2 separate regions of the Homo sapiens genome follow, and region 2 is linked to region 1. A link is an interaction called in ENCODE POLR2A ChIA-PET data of the cell type or tissue named here. Cell type or tissue: endothelial cell of umbilical vein. All regions are shown on one strand.

What was found. Peaks named below come from ENCODE experiments on the same cell type or tissue, not always from the same donor. Only the 100,000 strongest peaks of a DNase experiment are listed, where the experiment ranks them.
Region 2: POLR2A ChIA-PET joins it to region 1 with 11 read pairs; 17 of 35 experiments call an interaction of 5 or more read pairs at or near these places.

What each region holds. Positions count from the first base shown.
Region 1 is chr18:12,308,404-12,310,903 of GRCh38, forward strand. TUBB6 (tubulin beta 6 class V) reads left to right here. Exons shown (of 4, transcript NM_032525.3): 2 at 284-392. Among named protein-coding and RNA genes, the nearest start is that of TUBB6, 1.4 kb to the left of the region's middle. RefSeq lists silencers at 1-3, 24-373. In endothelial cell of umbilical vein, no CTCF peak of the experiment used is centred here; DNase peaks (open chromatin) are centred at 478 and 1,508; H3K4me3 peaks cover 1,799 bases; H3K27ac peaks cover 2,393 bases.
Region 2 is chr18:12,367,758-12,370,257 of GRCh38, forward strand. All of the region lies in intron 3 of AFG3L2 (AFG3 like matrix AAA peptidase subunit 2), which reads right to left. Among named protein-coding and RNA genes, the nearest start is that of AFG3L2, 8.2 kb to the right of the region's middle. In endothelial cell of umbilical vein, no CTCF peak of the experiment used is centred here; no DNase peak of the experiment used is centred here.

The DNA.
Region 1 (2,500 bases):
GGTCTCCCGGCGCGACCCCCGCCGGGGCGCGCACCCGCTGTGCGCCCCTGGGTCCTCGGAGCCCGGTGCGGACCCGCGAGGGCCGCAGGGAGGGAGCGCCCGGGGCGTGGCCGGCCGGGGACCTTCTACTCTTCGCTCCCCACCCCCATCCCAACTGGGAGCGGCTGCCGGCGGCTCAGGCGCGCCTGGAATTCGGCCGCCGGGGCGCCTGGGGTGGGCGCGGGTGGCGGCGTCCCGGGCTCTGGGTTCTGAGCGTCTGTCCCCCCGCCTTGCCCTGCCCAAGTTTTGGGAAGTGATCAGCGATGAGCACGGCATCGACCCGGCCGGAGGCTACGTGGGAGACTCGGCGCTGCAGCTGGAGAGAATCAACGTCTACTACAATGAGTCATCGTGTGAGTAGCAAGGCCGCCGCGCCCTGCCCGGCCGGGACCCGCGTGGACGCTCCGGCGCCGCCTCTTAGCGCGGCGAGTTTGCTTCGGGAAAAGTTCTCTCGGGGTGTAGCAGGATGCCCGGCCACTCCCTTCGCTCCTCCGGGGCGGGAAATCCGCCGTCAGTTTATTCAAACAGCTCGATTCAGCCTATCCTGAGGGTCTGAGCGCTTGAACGGGACCACCCGTTAGCGTTGTGAAATCAACGTAGCGGTTCCTGCCCAGCCTTCTCTGTCTAGCCGGGCGCGGTGGCTCAAGCCTCTAATCCCAGCGCTTTGGGAGGCCGAGACTGGAGGATCATTTGGGGCCAGGAGTTCAGGACCAGCCTGGGCAGCATAGGAGACCACCCCCCGCCCCCCTCCCGCCCCGATCTCTACAACAATTTTAAAATTAGCCGGGCTTGGTGGCCCACCCCTGTAGTACCAGTTAACTGAGGGCTTGAGCTCAGGAGGTCGAGGCTGCAGTGAGCTGTGATCGCGCCACTGCACTCCAGCCTGGGTGACAGAGCGAGACCCTGTTAGAATAAATTAGAGCGTTTCTCAAGGATCCTTGGGAAAAACAAAGCTTCCCCCCCCCCCCCCCCAGTTTAAAACGTATCTCTTATTGGGGATTCTTGGCTAAAAATTTGAGAAACGCTCTCTTAAGTGACTTTTCTGGTCCCTTGCAGACCTCTAAAAAGACTTTAACCTCCCTGGAAGCTGAAACTCCAGGCAGTTCTCAGCAACGAGTGGAGTTTTATTCATTTACGCAGCAATGACAAAAGGCTGGGAACATCAGGGCATGGAAGATGAAATTTCTAGAGGACACTAAGGATAGTTCCAGTATACACTGCACTTCATGTTAATCCCTCACCCAGCTTGGGTACATCCATTTTCGATCTTGGCGAGTGCACTGCAGGACAGGAGTTGAAGAGCAGGTCCTATCTGGAATCATATTAACCGTGTCCTCACCGGGAACAAGTTCTAGCCCAATTGGCATGAAATTTCCACACAAGAACACTCTGACTCAAAATGAGAGTGACTCTGGGGAAACAGCCAGTGGCGTGCTCCGGGTAACAAGGTTCTCAGACTGCACATGGGCACATGTATGTGTATGCATGGGGGAGGTGTCACAAAGCAGAGAATTTCATCCAAACCTGGCAATTTGCTGTAAATACCTAGTTTATTTCCATGGAGCTAAAGTTGTAAAACTTCCTAACAGGAAAGAGGTGTCAGGGTGAGCTGGAAAATACAGTAGGCAGGAAGTCAGGGGACTTGATTTCTCATCCTGCCTCTTCCTGGAACCTCCTCTGCCAGGTCATGCCTGGACTCGTTCCTCATTCCAGTGTTAAGGTTCTAGGATTTTTTTTCTTTCTTTTTTTTAAGAGACAGGGTTTCGGCCAGGCACGGTGGCTCACCCCTGTAATCCCAGCACTTTGGGAGGCCGAGGTGGGCAGATCACAAGGTCAGGAGATCGAGACCATCCTGGCTAACACGGTGAAACCCCATCTCTACTGAAAATACAAAAAAAATTAGCCGGGCGTGGTGGTGGGCACCTGTGGTCCCAGCTACTTGGGAGGCTGAGGCAGGAGAATGGCATGAACCCAGGAGGCGGAGCTTGCAGTGAGCCGAGATCACACCACTGCATTCCAGCCTGGGCAACAGAGCGAGACTCCATCGCAAAAAAAAAAAAAAAAAGACAAGGTCTCACTCTGGAGTACAGTGGCATAACCATGGCTCACTGCAGTCTTGACCTCCTGGGTTCAGATGATCCTGCCACCTCAGCTTCCAGAGTAGCTAGGACTAGAGGTGCACACTACCACACTTAGCTAATTTTCTTGGTTTTTTGTTTGTTTGTTTTTAGAAACAGGGTTTTGCTCTGTTGCCCAGGCTGGTCTTGAACTCCTGGGCTCAAGCGATCTGCCCACCTCAGCCTCCCAATGTGCTGAGATTACAGGGATGAGCCAGTGCGCCCAGCCAATTCTGTGATTCTAAGAAAGTTCCTGTACCCTTTCTGAAAAGACCCTGGTTGATCCATTCCAGGCAGCTAGAACTGGTGGGACTTGAAACGGGGAAGTCAATTACTTTAGAAAC
Region 2 (2,500 bases), 59 kb after region 1:
AAAGTGTGTTCTGGCCACGCACGGTGGCTCATGCCTGTAATACCAGAATTTCGGGGGGCCAAAGCAGGAGAATCCCTTGAGCCCAGGAGTTCAAGACCAGACTGAGCAACAAAGCAAGACCCTGCCTCTGGCCGGGCGCGGTGGTTCACGCCTGTAATCCCAGCACTTTGGGAGGCCAAGGTGGGCGATCACCTGAGGTCGGGAGTTTGAGACCAGCCTGTTCAACATGGAGAAACCCTGTCTCTACTAAAAATACAAAATTAGCTGGGCATGGTGGCGCATGCCTGTAATCCCAGCTACTAGGGAGGCTGAGGCAGGAGAATCGCTTCAACCTGGGAGGCGGAAGTTGTGGTGAGCCAAGATCACGCCATTGCACTCCAGCCTGGGCAACAAGCGTGAAACTCCGTCTCAAAAAAAAATAAAAAATAAAAAATAAAAAAATAAAATAAAAATTAGCCAGGCATCGTAGTGTGCACCTGTGGTCCCAGCTACACAGGAGGCTGAGGCAGGAGAATCGCTTGAGTCCTAGAGTTTGAGCCTGTAGTGAGCTGTGATTGTACCACTGCACTCCAGCCTGGGCAACAGGAAGACCTTATCTCAAAAACAACAGCAACAACAAAACAAAACAAAAGTAAGTACTCCCTTTCCCACTCCCACAAAGTATACATTGTTAACACTTTCTTGTGCAGGAAAGCCCATGGTTTTGACAAATGGCTAAAAAAACACACCCACAGTTGGTATTCAGCTGGCATCTTTGCTTTGTAGGGAAATGTATGTAAGGAAAACTGTAAATCAGTCCTTGTTGTTGTTTTAGACGGAGTTTCACTCTGTCTCCCAGAGTGGAGTACAATGGCGTGATCTCAGCTCACTGCAACCTCTGCCTCCCAGGCTGGAGTACAATGGCGTGATCTCAGCTCACTGCAACCTCTGCCTTCCAGGTTCAAGCGATTCTCATGCCTCAGCCTCCCAAGTAGTTGGGATTACAGGAGCACGCCACCATGCCCGGCTAATTTTTGTATTTTTAGTAGAGATAGGGTTTCATCATGTTGGCCAGGCTGGTCTTCAACTCCTGACCTCAGCTGATGCACCCGTTTCGGCCTCCCAAAGTGCTGGGATTACAGGCGTTGAGCCACCGCACCCGGACCGAATACACTTCTAATGTCTTCAGTGACCATGAAGCAACCCCTCTAGTGTAGCAGGATGGGAGGCTACAGGCACCCGGTCATCCTCAGTGGCTATGTAACATGTGGCTTCATGACACATTCACTCCGCTATGCTGCATACGAGGGGCTTCTGCACCTCTGTCTCGAGTGGAGTCTGAGACAGGTATGATATGCACAAGCCTCAGCCCCCAGAATGAGGCCCAGGACTAAAAAACACGCAGTAAGCACACCACTAAAGCTGTGCAACACTCCAAACCACTCAGGGAGAAAGGAATGTCCACACAAAAGCAACCCAAAAGCTTGCATGGGTTATCATTACTCGGCCCCCACACCAAGACTCAAAGACCACCTAGCATGCACTGGGAGAACTGTAGGTACTGCTCCAATCTAGAGCCCCGGGGCTGTCACCAGCCCACACCAGTGCTTCTCCCTCCCCATGTCCCCTGGCTCTTACTCCTTTGCATTCTTTGGGCATATATTTGTCTGTCCAACTAGATGACAAGTACATTTAAAAACGTGGACTCCTCGAGGCCAGGTGCAGTGGTCACGCCTGTAATCCTAGCACTTTGGGAGGCAGAGGCGGGTGGATCACATGAGGTCAGGAGTTCAAGACCAGCTTGGCCAACATGGTGAAACCTCATCTCTTAAAAATTAGCTAGGCATGGTGGCGCATGCCTATAATCCCAGCTACTGTGGAGGCTGAGGCAGGAGAATCACCTGAACCCAAGAGGCAGAGGTTGCAGTGAGATCGTGCCACTGCACTCCAGCCTGGGCGACAGAGACCCCTCCTCAAAAAAAAAAAAAAAGAAACTGAATTACAGTTTTCTTTACATTTCCCTAAAAAAGCAAGGATGGGCCGGGCATGGTGGCTCACGCCTGTAATCCCAGCACTTTGGGAGGCCGAGGCAGGCGGATCACAAGGTCAGGAGATGGAGACCATCCTGGCTAACACAGCGAAACCCCGTCTCTACTAAAAATACAAAAAAAAAAAAATTAGCCAGGCGTGCGCCTTTAGTCCCAGCTACTCAGGAGGCTGAGGCAGGAGAATGGTGCGAACCCAAGAGGCGGAGCTTGCAGTGAGCCAAGATCATGCCACTGCACTCCAGCCTGGACGACAGAGCTAGACTCTGTCTCAAAAAAAAAAAAAAAAAAAAAAAAGCAAGGAAGTCAGTCAAAATGGGCACAGGAGGCCCACTCAGTCCCCCAGCCACCGTGCTCTAAAAAAGTCTCTCCGAATCCCTAAGGTGAGGTAATGCTCTGAGGAGCAATTTTTAAAACACTGCCCTAAACACAATATGTATCAAATAAATTGCATGTATTAGATTTCTACGATTTTT